2 separate regions of the Homo sapiens genome follow, and region 1 is linked to region 2. Evidence: read pairs that join two places in POLR2A ChIA-PET (ENCODE). Cell type or tissue: OCI-LY7. All regions are shown on one strand. Each heading gives the region's core, and the rest is flanking DNA. Links, peaks and the distances in the headings are about the cores only.

Region 1 (8,347 bases), core at 75-8,074, 90 kb before region 2:
CAGAATAGAATTCAGGATTATTATCTCTAACTGGAGTGGTTCACCAAAGAAGAAATGTAATAGGGATAAAAATATAACCCTTTCGTGAAGTCCGGGAACAACTGTCCAAGAACACTGTCTTAGCTGTTGGGTGTGTAGGGAGGGAAAATGATTAGAGATTTTAGTCAGCTCACTTTAAGGACTGCAGTGAACTGTAACTGGTTAGAATAAAATAAAATATGGAAGCTTTTCAAGACCACCTCATCTCAGGAAAATTTGAAGAAATTCATGAAGTCTTGGAGCAAGAAATCCTGATGGTGATAGAGCAGGAGAGAGAGCAGTGTCTTCAAATATTTCTGAACATTTTCACATAGAAGATAAATTAGATTTGTTCTGTGTGACCTTTGTAGTCAGAACTAAGAATACTAAGTAGAAATTTCAGGGAGCCAGAGTTTGGCTCACTATGAGAAAATAGCTCCTTCCAAATTAAACCCATTCAAAATTGTAATGAGTTGCATTGGGAATTAATGCTTCTGCTATCGCTGGACATGTTTTAAACTGAGGCTGAACTATCATTTATTAGAACTCACTCTATATGACCACAAGCACAAAATTTTTGCCTGTGAACATGTCTGAATAAAGCATTTCTATATTATTTTTCAAAAATGTAACTTAGCAGCTTTCTTCTGTGCTGTGTTTGCAACCTGATTTAGTAGTGTTAGCTATATGGTGGTATATATTACAAAACTTCTGTTTTGAACTAAACTGTACAAATTCAAATTTTTTACTTGGAATGTGAGACGATGTTTAGCACACCAAGTTAGGCTTTGAGTATTTATTTGAAAAGGATGTGTACTTTACTTGTGTGTAATTATTGCCAAAGATTATACTGAATTTGTATCGTATTTCTGCCAATATTTCTTCTAAAGCCATATCCCATGATTAATTTTCAGTTAGTTTACTTAACACCCATAGTGTTTTCTGTAAAGCAAATGTTTTCAAGAAGTGCCTTGAAAAGCTCACTTATCTTTTAGCATATTCGATTCTAATATACACAGTGAAGTTGTTTCAGGAGGGACATAATCTATTGACTTTCTGAGACCATTATAATTAGTTCTTAAACTTAATTCTGTGATCTGTCTCGTTATGTTTTTGTCCTGTTGTTTTGTGTGTGTATATGTATACGTATGTGTGTGTATATATACACACATGTGTACATACACATATATGTGTGTATATATGTATACACATATGTATATGTATATATGTATACACATATGTATATGTATATATGTATACACATATGTATATGTGTATACACATGTATATATGTATATGTGTACACACATGTATATATGTATATATGTATACACATGTATATATGTATACACATGTATATATGTATATATGTATACACATGTGTGTGTATATTTGTATACACATATGTGTGTATGTGTATATGTATGTACACATATATACACGTATATATACACATATATATATTCAAAGCTTTGATTTCTCAATATTAATAGAATGTTAACTGGATATATGTTTTAAAGCCTCTAGTTTACTTTTCTGAAGGTATTAAAAATATCTCTTTATTGTTTACTATCACTAAGTCTTTCTGACATTTATGAACAGAGTTGAAGCAAAAATAGAAAACCTTTTTATTGTCAGTTTTAATCTTTTAAAGCTTACCTAATAATCAGTAGGCCTACTACTTATTGAAAAGAAATACCTTTTTTTTTTTAGGTGTTATCCCTTTTCATGGATTTTCAATGTATGGTAAGTTGGGCTTTAAAAACATCATAATGTACACAAAACATACAATGTTATCTGTCAATTTAAAAAATAATGACTGACAGATATAATTGTTTTACTATAGTAAAACAATAAAGGAAAAAATAAAGTGAAATGCATGCTAGTTCCCCATAGGGGCTTCATTTTTTTTAATTATTATTTTTATTACACATTAGAAAATTGAACAAAAAGAACACCACTTTATTTCTAATCACCCACAAGTTATTATGAACGTTTTAAAATGTTGAGTTTAATAGTCCAGGCGTGGTGGCTCACGCTTGTAATCTCAGCATTTTGGGAGGCTGCTGGCCATCAGAGAAATGCAAATCAAAACCACAATGAGATACCATCTCACACCAGTTAGAATGGCAATCATTAAAAAGTCAGGAAACAATAGGTGCTGGAGAGGATGTGGAGAAATAGGAACACTTTTACACTGTTGGTGGGACTGTAAACTAGTTCAACCATTGTGGAAGTCAGTGTGGCGATTCCTCAGGGATCTAGAACTAGAAATACCATTTGACCCAGCCATCCCATTACTGGGTATATACCCAAAGGACTATAAATCATGCTGCTATAAAGACACATGCACATGTATGTTTATTGTGGCATTATTCACAATAGCAAAGACTTGGAACCAACCCATGTCTAACAATGATAGACTGGATTAAGAAAATGTGGCACATATACACCATGGAATACTATGCAGCCATAAAAAATGATGAGTTCATGTCCTTTGTAGGGACATGGATGAAATTGGAAATCATCATTCTCAGTAAACTATCGCAAGAACAAAAAACCAAACACCGCATATTCTCATTCATAGGTGGGAATTGAACAATGAGATCACATGGACACAGGAAGGGGAACATCACACTCTGGGGACTGTTGTGGGGTTGGGGGAGGGGGGAGGGATAGCATTGGGAGATATACCTAATGCTAGATGACAAGTTAGTGGGTGCAGCGCACCAGCATGGCACATGTATACGTATGTAACTAACCTGCACAATGTGCACATGTACCCTAAAACTTAAAGTATAATAAAAAAATAGAACATACTGTGAAAATGGTCCTGTGGTTTACCATTTTTTAGTCCAATGGAAACTAGAGATACATATTAATATTTAGCTCTAATAGGTGTAAAATCAGATGGCTTAAATTCCTAAGGTAATTCTCTTAAGAGTTTTTTGAAAATAATAGGTCAGAAAGAATGCTAAGGAAGGAACAGTACTGAGTTTGAGCTCATGATTTCTCCAGGCTACTTATATGCACAGCCACAATTACATCAGAGCATTCAGTCACCTGAGATACACGTGGGTGATGCATATGCAGGCTTGAGAGCTCTGAGTGTCTCTGAGGCCTCATGTGTCATTAAATGAGGAATGCAAGAAGCTTATGAAGATTAGCAAAAGGAAGAACTCTCTACACTTTAATGCCACTTAATTTTTAAGTTTTCAAGTGTTACATATAAACTTATTAAAGATTGTTGTCCCCTTTATTTCTATCCCCTACCTTTAGAATGAACAGAAATACATTAATGTTTTGCCTTTGTACCAAGAATCTGCAATAAACACTTTTCTTTGTAAACATCAGTGTTCAACATCAGATGGTCGTGGTGAATGACATAATATAAAACTATCGTTCAATGAAAACGAGTCAAAGTACCTAGGGACTTTATGCTATACTTGGTGTTAGTCACAGGCTTGAATTATAGGGTACTCAGCTTTATTCTCTTGGGCAACCAAAATTTCATAACATAATACATAATGTTATAGAGACCTTACAGCGTATTTATCTTATATATGTGAAGAATTTAAAATAGAAAACCAAAAAAGATTAATAATATAAATTTTTACATCTAATAATAAAAATGTTCACTTTTTATCTTTCTACTTTAATAGTTCCAACTGCAAAAATTTTTCAAGTAAATCGTTTTTGGAAGTTGTACTTGAATGATTTGGAGGATACTTGATGTCATCAAAGTTTAAATCTTCTAGCAAGATCTTCTGGTGTTTAAAATATATCATTGACTCAGCCTCTGCCTATTCACATTTATGGTCATTTAAATAGGCTACAGTTTATACACCCAAGGGGAAAGCATTTGCTAACAATGATGCAAAATGTTTGATATGGAATTTATTTATACTATTTTAGAAAACTATTTTAAACATCCACAAAAACTTTACCAGCAACCACTTATTTAGAACCAGTGTACAAAAATAATCACAAATCATCCCTAAGGAACTCTAGTTAGTACTTTGCCATTTCAGTTTTAGTTACTATATTTCTTTAAAATTATAATACTTATCTCTTTTAAACATTGATACAGATCTTTAATGATAGGCTGTCATTAAAAAGGAAACCAAAAGATAGTAATTTATTTTAAAATTTACTCAGAACTCTTCTCTAATTTAAAATACCTTCTGCTCTTCTATTTATGCAGATTAATGAAGTTTTATTGTAGGTGTATAGTATATTATGGTGTCATAAATTCCTACAGTATAGTCTTTCATTGGTTTAAAAGATAATTAGCTAAATTTATTTTTATGGAAGAACCAAATAGGAAAGGATGCTTAAAATTAAAAATTAAGTCATGTAGAATCTTTTTTACATATAATCTATAATGGACTAAAGCTTTTCCATTTCATAGCTATATAAAGGAATTCAACATAAACAACTGTGGTATCTTGAATAAAAACTAATTGTAAATTTCTTTTATATTTTATGTATTCGTAGAAACATGCTTATTTTAAAATTCTCTTTTCATTTCTTCACTGGAAATTTTCATTAATAATTACTGAATCCATACCATCTTCAGATTCAGGTTATAAGTTTTCACATATCAATATCTAAGAATTGGAGGAAAAAATATGCATCATTTTTTAAAAATAAAGAAGTTCCAAACCTTAGTCTTAGATTTATAATAATACCATATATTTGTACCACACTGTTGTTTCTTAGGTTGTTATTGTAATTAGAGCATGAGTTACTATTTGTAAATATATGAAATATCCTAATTTGGGCTGTTTTTATAAGTAGCAATTTATTTAATAGTAAAATAAGTTTTAAAAATTAGTCTTGAAATAGACATACCTGTCTTTTTTAAATTTTATTTATAATACATATTGTAATACATTTTTCTATATATATACAAGTATGTATTTTTATATGAATTTAGATATTTACCCCCAAAAGTGATTTCTCTTTTGCCCTTCAGAAAAAATAAAAATTCTCACTTGCAATGCTAATTTTTAATGACTTATTTATCAGTAATACTGTGCATTGCTGTTTATCCCAGAAAATTGAACTTTTGTGTTTGAAAGAATTTAAAATATTTTACTATTTTTCCTTTTACTTTGTCAAAAAGAAGAGAGCACAACTGGCCCACTGACTTCCTTGCTTACTTAGTGCTTATTGCCCTCAGAGCATTACCAACAGATTATAGAGCCCCAGAAATTCTTACTTGTCCAATACATATTGTTTGAAATTACCCTGTAAGGCATTTTTTATTAAAATTAATATTTAGGTAATGCAGTTGTATCTATCTGCATTATAAATTTGTCTCTATGCTGCCTAAAATACTTAAGGCTTGAAAAGATGGAAAGCATGACCACCTTTGTCAGTGTAGAATAATCACATGCTCAGGTAGGTCGCCAATCCAAGATTAGGACTTTCTGACATTCAACTGTGGAATGTCTGGTTGAGTTGACCCAGCTGTGCTTAATTGCTACAAACTGGGGGCAGTCAATTCTACATTCATTAGAGAAATAAATCCTTTCTGCCTAAGGATTGTTTTCAGTTGATGAATATATATGGGGATATAGCGATAAAGACCAGTAGTATACAGCTATTACTCAAAATCTTTATTTTCAAATTGAATTAATTGAAGACCATGATTCTAAAAGTCATAAATCATCTGTTTTACTTACCTGACTTCCAAAATTAAAAATTTTGAAATGTGGCCTGAATCTTTTGTGAGAGAAAGTAAAAATAAGCTGCCTGGTTGTTATTTTCTTATTACTTCAATTAAAAAAAGGAGAGATTTGACTTATGTAGTTTTTATAAGTTACTTGGAACTTTTCATATTTCTGTATAATTCCATAATATCATTCTTAGGCATCTGTTAAATTGGGATTATAATAGTTTGTAATATATTCCTTTCTGTATAATATTTAATGGCTGTTTGAACTTTACATATGCATATATTCCCCTCTCAAAATGAAAAAAAGTAGTATGATTTTAAACTTGTCTGGTGGTGTATATGATTACTATAAAATAGTGATTTATTATGACATATTTTATAAATTTATCTTAACATTTCAGTAGTTCTGCAGTATTATAAATTAATTTTTTTCTTTCAGTTGCACCACTTTGTTTTCTATACCATGAACCTTCCAAATTGTATCAGATATTCCGTGAGATGTATGTGCGTTTTTTCTTCAGACTCCATTCCATCTCTTCTCATCCTTCTGTAAGTTCATAAGAAAAACTTGATCAAATTAGGTTGGATTGTAATCTATTCTTTCTTTCTGTTAAGAAAAAGTCTTCTACTCAAATTCTAACGCAACAAATTTTAATTTGTGATGTCAAGCAATGTGTTTTTATTGCAAAAATGACAGAGAAGATGAAATTGATATTTAAATATTTTGGTAATAATTTAAACAGAAAAAGTCTCTTGTCAACTACATTTAAATGATTTTTTTCTTTTACATATTAAAAAAATTAGAATGTCTGTATTATTATTCTTAGCAAAGATGCCTACCTTCTTTTCTCATTTCTTATCTATGAAATGAAGTAAATAATATATTATCTCTAGTGCTGTAGAAAAGTCTACAAAGCACTCAGTGTAGTTAGTGCTTGGCTCCTCGCAGGTGTTCAGTAAATAAATGGCCGTTGTTGTTATAATTATAATCATCATTCTTCTTTGTTAGTGAAAATCAAGTATTGATTTGTCACTTGTTTGCCAATTTCATATTTGGCTAATTATCAGTTATAATAGTACATATTTTCTTTGTATTCAATAAAATGATCCTTTGGCCTACAATATAAGAATCAAGGAAAAGCATATATTTAGGAGTTGAACATTTTAATCTGTTCTCTTTTGGCTGTTCCTTTATCATATCTTTTTTTTCCCTTCCCATAAACCTGACTAAGAGCAGTATTTATTTTATTTCAGTTATGCTTTTTTTCCCCCTTTGGACCTGCTGTGGGTAACATGACTGCTACTCCAGGTGAAACATTCAATTGGAATATATGTCAGGGCTACTAAATTTCCCCAAAGAGGCAACTGTATTATTGCTATGAAATTAAATAGCTGTTCTTTATCCCCCCATTCTAAGCCTATATATTCCTATTTCACCTTCCTCCATCTCCAGTTTTGCTTTCATACATCGCTAGTGAAAGTTGGCAAATCACAGAATTCCAGGATGTTACAGATAAACAAATGAAGCAACACCAGTTATCCTGGGTTTCTTATCTCTAAGAGAACTTGATTTTGTTCTTATCTTACTTTAATATTTAATCTGGAATAATCAGAAATATGACCAATAATTAAGATTAATAATTCTTTTCTGGCCGGGCGTGGTGGCTCACGCCTGTAATCCCAGCACTTTGGGAGGCCGAGGCGGGTGGATCATGAGGTCAGGAGATCGAGACCATCCTGGCTAACAAGGTGAAACCCCGTCTCTACTAAAAATACAAAAAATTAGCCTGGCGCGGTGGCGGGCGCCTGTAGTCCCAGCTACTCGGGAGGCTGAGGCAGGAGAATGGCGTGAACCCGGGAAGCGGAGCTTGCAGTGAGCCGAGATTGCGCCACTACAGTCCGCAGTCCGGCCTGGGCGACAGAGCGAGACTCTGTCTCAAAAAAAAAAAAAAAAAAAAAAAAGATTAATAATTCTTTTCTGATATTCAGTTCTAAGTATCATATTTCTATGCTCATATTCTATGCCATTTTATGCTTCAGAGTTTAAAAAAACTGGCTGCATAGCACACACCCATGGTGTTCTCCCTGTGCAGAGCACTGAAGCCTGGCACTGGGCAACTCTGGGTATTTCTTGTCTATCTCTATGCTGGTGGCCCTGGGTATTCTTTTTCAGCGAATTGATTGAGCCAGGCCTGCCTCTGTCCTTTTTTTTTTTTTTATTCAGAGGAGTAAAAACTTACGGGCAGTCACCACCTTTTTTGGCTTGCAGCTAGACTGAACTATTTGGAACCATGACAGTCTTTTTTTCTTTAGAAACACAAAAAGAGGATTAAAACTTCCTTACAAAGATAAACTCTGAGGAATGCTAAGCTGCAGGAAAGACTTTATTCAGAGTTGTCAAATAATAAATGTACTTGAAAAACTATCTGCTTAAATTGGTTTTGTACTTTACAAATAATGCCCTTTTAAAAACAGTAGATTTTAGTTTTAAAAAATATGTGTATACTAAGTAATCAAACATTCTTGTTCAATAACTTCTGAAGCAAATTTAAAGCAGCTAGCTGCTAGTCTTTTCCTGGGGGTAGATTTCAAAGAAAGAGTGAGAAAAGCAGGCAGTATTTTCCCTAGTGAGTGAGGCTGGAGGGG
Region 2 (8,347 bases), core at 334-8,333:
GCTGTATTAGTTTGTTTCCACGCTGCTAATAAAGACATACCCAAGACTGGGCAATTTACAAAGAAAGAGGTTTAATGGACTTACAGTTCCACGTGGCTGGGGAGGCCTCACAATCATGGCAGAAGGCAAGGAGGAGCAAGTCACATCTTACATGGATGGCAACAGGCAAACAGAGAGAGCTTGTGCAGGAAAACTCCCATTTTTAAAATCATCAGATCTCGTGAAACTTATTCACTATTGCAAGAACAGCGGGAAAGACCTGCCCCCATGATTCAATTACCTCCCACCGGGTCCCTCCCACAACACGTGGGCATTCAAGCTGAGATTTGGGTGGGGATGCAGCCAAAACATATCTCAAACCCATCCATGTACCTATTCCTCAGGCCACATTGATTGGTCAGGGATGGGTTTGTGATACAATTTGGGTTAATGAGAGAGGTGACAATAACAGTGTTTCTGTGGAAGATACACAGAAGAGATTCTCTGTTCCCAGACCACACCTAGAGTGAAGTGAAGATGTGGGGTGTGGAATTGCCAGAGCAATTTGCTACCATGGGGAGAGAGCCCAGAGTTGCGGGGGCCTTTGTGTGGAATCTGGAGATGGGTCTGTCACCAGTGGAGAGATGATAAGAGCCATATCCTGGGTGGCTTTGACCCACTAGAAGCCAGTCTTGCCTCTGGACTTCTCAGCTAGGTGAGCCAATAAATTATCTTTGCTGCTTAAGCTTGTTCTAGGTTTTCTGTCACTTGCAACCACAAGAGTCCTAAGTGATTTAAGGTTGCTAACACTCTTTCTAGCCAGACCTTAGGCAGCATCTAAAGAAACTGAAAGCTTGTCGTCAGTGTATTTTTGTTTCTTTGTTATGGTTTTTACCTCTGCAGGATTCCTCCCCTCTTCCTTCTTTATACAGAACCCCACTGACTCTTAGTGAGCCACCCGGGCTGACTGCCTGACCGCTGGCTCCAGTGATGGGCACATGGCCCAGGCATAACTAATAGGGCATTCCATTCACAGGGCTATTTGATTGGATCAGGGATGGGTGCATGATCCCAAGATGGCCAGTATAAATAAGATCCAGGAATTTATTTTAACTCTTACTTAAAAGACAATTGGCTGGATTTGCTGAGGGAAGATTTAAACATCTTTGTGGACATGTTTGCCACCACATGGGGAGAGCATTCCTGAACATGCAGCAATAGAGAACAAAGACGAGAGATAAAGAGATGATAAGAGAAGGACCAAGTTCTAGCAACAGTGCGTGAGGCCTGAATCCAGCCATGCCGGAAGCATGTGAAGCAGTAACTTCGTTCTTATTAAGACAACTGCAGCTGGATTTTCTGTCATTTGCAGTTTCAAATGTTGACTAACACAGATATGAAGTATCTTTTCACAGTAATATATTTCTCTCTATCATAATATTCTTATTTTCTACTAGTATAAAACTAATGAATGCTCAATGCAGAAAATCCAGAAAACAAACAAACAAAAATAAATAAAGCAAAATTCACTTGTAGTCCTATGACTCTGAAATTATGACCGTCAGCTTCTGAGTGTATGTCCTCTGGGTCTTTTTCGTATGCATATTTATGAACTTCTACAACATAGTTTCCACATTATATTACTGCACTACAATTTAGTTAATTCCTTCTTTTTAACAGTGGGGTCATTTTCTTTCTTTCTTTCTTTTTTTTTTGCTATCATTTACTTCTTAGTATTATGAACATCTGTGTTGATACATCTTTGCACATATTTCTGGACATTCCTTAGAATAAATTCACATGGCCATATGCATAGTAAGTTCTTCATTAAACTTTTTCCAATTTTGTATTCCACATAACATTTAAGCAAACATGTTTATGCATTCCTTTGTATAGAATAAACTTCTAGAAGTACAATTGCTGGGTACAGAGCATGCCTGTTTAACGATATACATTGCCAAACTGCTCTGCAGAAGGTTATTTAAATTTATAACAAGGCAGCTCTTCCACACACACTGGATATTCCTGTCACCTCAATTACTAGACGAATGTTTTCTTTTTATGTTTGTTGGCTATCTATATTGATATTTTCTTGATTTGCCTCTTCATTTGCAATAATTTAGGATTTTTTTTTTTTTTGAGACAGAGTCTCACTCTGTCATCAGGCTAGATTGCAGTGGCACAGTCTTGGCTCACTACAACCTCCAGCTCCCTGGTTCAAGCGATTCTCCTGCCTCAGTTTCCCGAGTAGCTGGGACTACAGGTGCACACCACCACGCCCAGCTAATTTTTGTATCTTTAGTAGAGATGGGGTTTCACCAAGTTGGCCAGGATGGTCTCAATCTCTTGACCTCATGATCCGCCTGCCTTGGCCTCCCAAAGTGCTGGGATTACAGGCATGAGCCACCACGCCTGGCTGATTTAGGATTTTTAAACTTTTCTTTCAGGAGTAACTAGGTATATAAGGGCATGCCTCATTAGTCAGTAATTTTTATTTTTTCAATGACATTTTCTTTAATTTTTCAACATTAAGAAAAAAATCCAGGCCATAGTGAATGTAGTTTGGTTGGAAACACTCATTGTTCACTGTTTTGAAGATTTGCTGCCAATTTTCTCTATCAGTGACCTGCCACAAATTAGTTAAGTAGCATGATCTGAGAGGTGCTATTGTGTGGTTATACTAGTTAAGTAAAAGGGGTTTGGAGCCAGACTTTTGGGTGCAACTCCCAGCCCTACCACTTAGTTGTGTGACATCAGAAAAATTACTTAAAAATCTCTGTGCCTCATTTTTCTCAACTGTAAAACAGGGTTAATAGTATCTCCTTCATAGAATTGTTATAATATCAGTAGGATGAATAAGGCCATTGAAACAGGGCCTGGTCCAAGTTAAGCCTGCAATAAACATTAACTATTAGTAATGGCATATGAAAATAGCTAAGCTGGCCGGGCATGGTGGCTCACGCCTGTAATCCCAGCAGTTTGGGAGGCTTAGGCGGGCGAATCATTTGAGGTCAGGAGTTCAAGACCAACCTGGGCAACATGGCGAAACCCCATCTCTACTAAAAATACAAAAATTAGCCAGGCTTGGTGGCATGCACCTGTAATCCCAGCTACACAGGAGGCTGAGACAGGAGAATTGCTTGAACCCAGGAGGCAGAAGTTGCAGTGAGCTGAGATCGTGCCATTGCACTCCAGCCTTGGTGACAGAAAGAGACCTTGTCTCAAAAATAAAAAGTGAAAAAAAAATTCAAAGATCATATTTTTGTAATAAAAGAACAATTTAATTCCCACTGCACATAGGACTTCGCATTCTGCCTGCCCATTGTTTAACTCTAGTATCAGGGAATTCCTGCCCAGCTGCTGGATACATATTCAGTGACAGCAATAATCATGAATAGAAGGATATTTCAAACAGTTTAAAGTTGATTTATATTTGTGCCCTTACTGTCTGCTCATAGTAGGTGAACATTATTTAGAGGGGGGAAAAATAAGTGTCATTATTACTAAGTTTTAAATTCTAAACAAAGAGATCATTCTTATTAAGATATTAGAGCTGTTACAAACATAAAATGCTTCTCATCTCTCTCCAATATACCTTTCAAAATTCTCTCTTTGAAAATCATTGTTATAGATGATGTCCGCGTGTATTTTGTTAGATTGAGTTTAGATCAATATTCCACAACCCTAACAATGAATAGAGTCCAGTAAAGTTTGGCCTAATGGCATTTCAAGGTCTATAACTGTTGGCGAGCAGGAAAGACTACTGTTTTAACTTCATGAGGGTTACTGCCCCGGTGGCGGGTGGATGTTTATAATGGTTCCGGGTGTGGGTGGTGACGTAGATTCAGAGCATGGAGGAAAGTGAAGTGCTATTAGCAATAAAAGATAAACCCTTCCAGAAATAATAACTGTTATGAAACCGGAAAGAACCTCCCAGCCGTGCAGTTCAACCCCCTACTGAGATATGAGGCGAGGCAAGTCTCTCCCCTAAACTGGTTACATAATATTTTTTTCCTCAGGAGGTTTCACTACCTCTTTTATAAACTGTTAATGTGTTTATTGAATCGTATCATGGAGAAAGGAAACTAATGATTAACTTTTAACCATGATAGCTTGGCCTTGCCATGATACTTCTGGTGAACTGATGGAGACTGCTCTTCCATAGCCTTTCCTGGCTCCTTAACACAAATTCAATCACAGTAAGTGGCAAATGCTTATAAAGATGGAAAACACTTTATTTTCATCTTCACTTAATTAAAACAGCCAACTTTAAAGGTATTACTGTTTCAGGAATCTCTCTTCTTCATCACCAAATCTATCCTTTGGGTCAAAATCATCAGGCATTGGCAGGCACAGTGACTCACGCCTGCAATCCAATCATTTTGGGAGGCCAAGGGAGGCAGATCACTTGAGGCCAGGAGTTCAAGACCAGCCTGGCCAACATGGAGAAACCTCGTCTCTACTAAAATACAAAAATTAGTCAGGCATGGTGGCAGACGCCTGCAGTTCCAACTACGCAGGAGGCTGAGGCATGAGAATTGCTTGAATCTCGGAGGCAGAGGTTGCAGTGAGCCAAGATTGCACTACTGCACTCCAGCCTGGGCGAGAGAGCAAGACTGTCTCAAAACAAAACAAAACAAAATCAGGCTGGCACTCACCTACTCAGCCCTAACTTCAAGCAAATGTTTTTGAGGATGGAACCAATTTATTAGAGCTTTCTTTTTTTGTTTTTTGTTTTGTTTTTTTTTTTTTGATAGGGTCTTGCGATGACACTCAGGCTAGAATGCAGTGCCTATTTACAGGTGCAATAATGCACACTGCAGCCTCGAACTCCTGGGCTCAAGCAATCCTTCTGCCTCAGCTTCCTGGGTAGGTGTGAATACAGGCATGTGTGCCGCTGTGCCCAGCTATTTTATTAGGCTTTGAGATTAACGTAGGCCACCTGACAAATCCATATCTGAAAATACTTAAAATAGCTTTGAAATGGTTCCTCTAAGATCTCGTTTGGCAGATGCTTTGACAGCTATGGGGTTAAAGGGTAGATGGAAACTGTCCAGAACCGCCAGTCAGAACTCCCCAGCTCTGGCCCTGACTCTGGCTTTCCTTAGGCGTGTAGTCCCCAGGAGGCTTATGAAGTGCTCTGAGCCTTGATTTCCCCTTCTATTAAATGGGCTTGTCAGAGGACCAACAGGCTGTGAGTTTGAACACAAGGGATGCCCATTCTGATCACCACCCTTAGGTAGACTTAAAGTATGTCATTGAAGAACATGAATTTCAGCCTCTTAGGCTCCAGCTTCAACTGCCTTAGAAGGAGGCAACATGACCTGTGAACTCTAGCTTGGCCTAAAGGAGGCTCTTCTGGTAGCCTTGCTAGAACTCCGTTACTGGAGCAGAGCCAAAAAGAAAGTACTGAGACAACTTTGGCTGTTTCATAGAATGTTGGAGCTGGTAGTTTTGTGTTGAAAGGTTATCAAAAGGAGACCATTTTGTCATTTCCAAATCATCTTTGGACTAGCCTGTGCTTGAATGGTAAAATACTTGATGAAATGACATTTTTAAAACTTCTAAGACACTGCTCCCCAAATCTATGCACGTCCAAGTATAGTGCAGTAAAGTAAAGCGGTTGAGAGTGTGGGCTCGGGAGCACCCCCATCTTCAAATCCTGCTTTTGCCACTTATTAGCTGTGTGACCTTGAACAAATTACTTGACCACTCCGTGCATCAGTTTCTTCATTGGTAAATAGGGATAATAAAAGTACCTACCTTCTAAGACTGTAAGGAAACCCTGATAAATTAACAAATACAAAGGACTTAGCACAGTGCCTGGATGTTGTAAGTGCTGTGTTTAACGTTAGCCCTTACACTAGGGCTTGGTCATTGGTAGGCACTGAGTACATGTTAGATTTTACTGGACTGTTTTAGATGGTGGAGGCTGTGATGCAGGAGAATGGAAAGAACTCAGGAAGGGAGATTAGGACAAATCCATTTAGTTTATATTCCTTAGTCACTGTATTTACAACTTTTATCAAACCAATTATCTTTCTTAAGAGCTATGGACTTTGCTTGGGCATCCACAGATGCCCAGAACTCAAGATTGGAAGGAAACATGAAGCTCAAATAACAAGTAATTAGAAGGAGCTCACTTTGAAAAATATGTTTGCTTTCAAATGGAGCTTTAAATGAGCTCATGGGAAGTTTATTATAAAACGGTTGCCTGCACCAAATGCCTTAATGGGAAAAACCTTATCGCAGTTCAGTTGTTTAAATAATACACAGACCATGTCCCTCCTGAGTCTCTGTTCTCGCTGTGGGAGTCAAAGTTTCTTTGAATGTCCCAAAGTATTCCAAAGCAATCACAAAAACACATTTCAGATTTAGAAGGGAATTTAGAAATCTCTCATCGTAAGCCCTCTATAGCTGAAGAAACATCCCCAAAGGGCTAGAATGATTTGCCCAAGGCCACTTAGCAACTGGCTAAGCTCAAATCAACACCCACTTCTTTAACTCCTATTTCAGGGCCTTTTCCTCTAACTCATCTTCAGTCTTGGGTAGGTGTTAGGGAGGAAAGGAAGCTGCTGCATGAAGATGTGGAATTTTCCCATTTTTCCCCTCTCTCACACAGAAAAAGGGATAAATTGATCACATACCTACAGAAACAATTATAACTGAGCTGAGAAAGTGTCTAGGCTAAGCAATGAATCTGAATCACCAAGTCTTCAAAGTAAAAGTTTATTAGAGGCAGGTAAGGTTTGTTCATTTGTTTTTTACCTCATCAGGACTAAAACCTGTTGCTATGTTGAGTCCTGGCAGCTTTTTGTGATACATGTGGACAAAGAGCATGGCTGACCATCTAGCAGTGGGGTTTTGCATTCCCGGAATGACTTTAGTAAGCAACGTAAACTGATATAGGTGTCAGCCCAGTGTGCTCTGGTAAGACAGGGCTCTCCAGTGGGGAGGCATCTTACCTTCGGGGAATGGCAATGGCTTCTGCACCCCTTCCATGCCTATAAAAGAGTCCAGGAGCCATCAGGAGCTGGATTTGAGGGATTAGGGCCTTAGTGATTTGTCCATTCCATCGGGTTATGGTTTCCTGACCCACAGTGTCCATGGCCCATAAAAGTGTAAGAAGTTGAGCCTACCAGAGCCATACTCAACCTCACATTTGAATTTGGAGGAAGATTACATAACTGTTTACTCAACTTGACTGGCACTTGCAAATTACCCCCCCTTTTTGCCTTTGAATAAGTAATGCGTATATGCAAACAATAAACACCCTTGAATGACCAGGACTCTTGAGCACTGTGGGAGACTCTACTGGGTGGTTCCCAGCTCCCATCTTTAACTTAGCTGGGTTATCTTCATATTGCTTTAGTTCCTTTAAGTGTAGGTGACATCCCACCTCTGCAGACTTGATGTTCCTGCAAAACCAGTGTCATTGCACACTACTAGTGGGGAGATGGAACTGAAAGGGATCAAGACCTTGTAATTAGAAGTGGGGCGGGGCTGGGGTGCTAACAGAACTCTCAGAGTTACACAGTGTTTGCATATTTCTGGGATTTTTTTCCCGTCTGACCTCTGCAGTTATCTTCTGTTACTGGGTATCTCCTAACCACCAGATTGAAGCTTCTACAATTCAGAGGCTCTCAAAGTTTTGGTTTCTGCCTATGATTACAAAGAACCAGGGCCCAAACTGGCATCTTTGACCTGAAAACTCTTTAAGGCTTCGTGTTTTATAAAATAAAGTGATTGAGATGTGATTGTATGAATGCTGGAACTGTCCTAACACCTCCTGTGTTCCTGTCCTCAAACTGGTTAATGCCTGGAGTTCTGCCTATAGAGACTCATCCTTCAGTAAAGGAGTAATTTGCCTGGACTGAACACGCTAGCCTCAGACCTCTGCGAGCTCTTGAAACTATACACACAGTTTGAGTGAAGTGTATATGCCCATTTTTAGCCCTGAGGAGAGGATATTTAGATCTTTGCAGATACCCAAAAGGGTCTATAACTCACCAAAAGCTTAAGAGTGATTGCTTTTTCCAATAAATTGTTTTAAGTGATTTATTATTTAGGTTGCATGTGGACATACACGCAGACACAAATTTCATATATCACAAAGAGGGCCAACTGGAAACTTTGCCTAAGGTTTTCTCTAGGGAAAAAACCTCTATAATCTTATTTTTTTCCTATTTTAATTGAAAATAAAATCTGTATACTTATGAGGGAGATGATCACACTGCAGATGCTATGTCTCCATTTTCATCTTCAAAAATAAGGAGGCCTGGTGCAGGACTGATGGGAATTCTGAAACTGACTCTGAGAAATGCAATCTCTTAAAGCAGCGGTCATCAAACTTTTCTCAGAAGAGTTA

What was found. ChIA-PET counts read pairs that join two places held together with the same protein. Peaks named below come from ENCODE experiments on the same cell type or tissue, not always from the same donor. Only the 100,000 strongest peaks of a DNase experiment are listed, where the experiment ranks them.
Region 1: POLR2A ChIA-PET joins it to region 2 with 10 read pairs; 3 of 35 experiments call an interaction of 5 or more read pairs at or near these places.

The regions. Positions count from the first base shown.
Region 1 is chr4:26,733,724-26,742,070 of GRCh38, forward strand. TBC1D19 (TBC1 domain family member 19) reads left to right here. Exons shown (of 21, transcript NM_018317.4): 16 at 1,732-1,764; 17 at 6,141-6,250. Among named protein-coding and RNA genes, the nearest start is that of STIM2-AS1, 120 kb to the right of the region's middle. In OCI-LY7, for the core only: no CTCF peak of the experiment used is centred there; no DNase peak of the experiment used is centred there.
Region 2 is chr4:26,823,000-26,831,346 of GRCh38, forward strand. It overlaps a transcript of TBC1D19 not described here. Among named protein-coding and RNA genes, the nearest start is that of STIM2-AS1, 33 kb to the right of the region's middle. In OCI-LY7, for the core only: no CTCF peak of the experiment used is centred there; DNase peaks (open chromatin) are centred at 3,902, 5,312, 7,222, 7,902 and 5 weaker places; H3K4me3 peaks cover 5,717 bases; H3K27ac peaks cover 6,043 bases.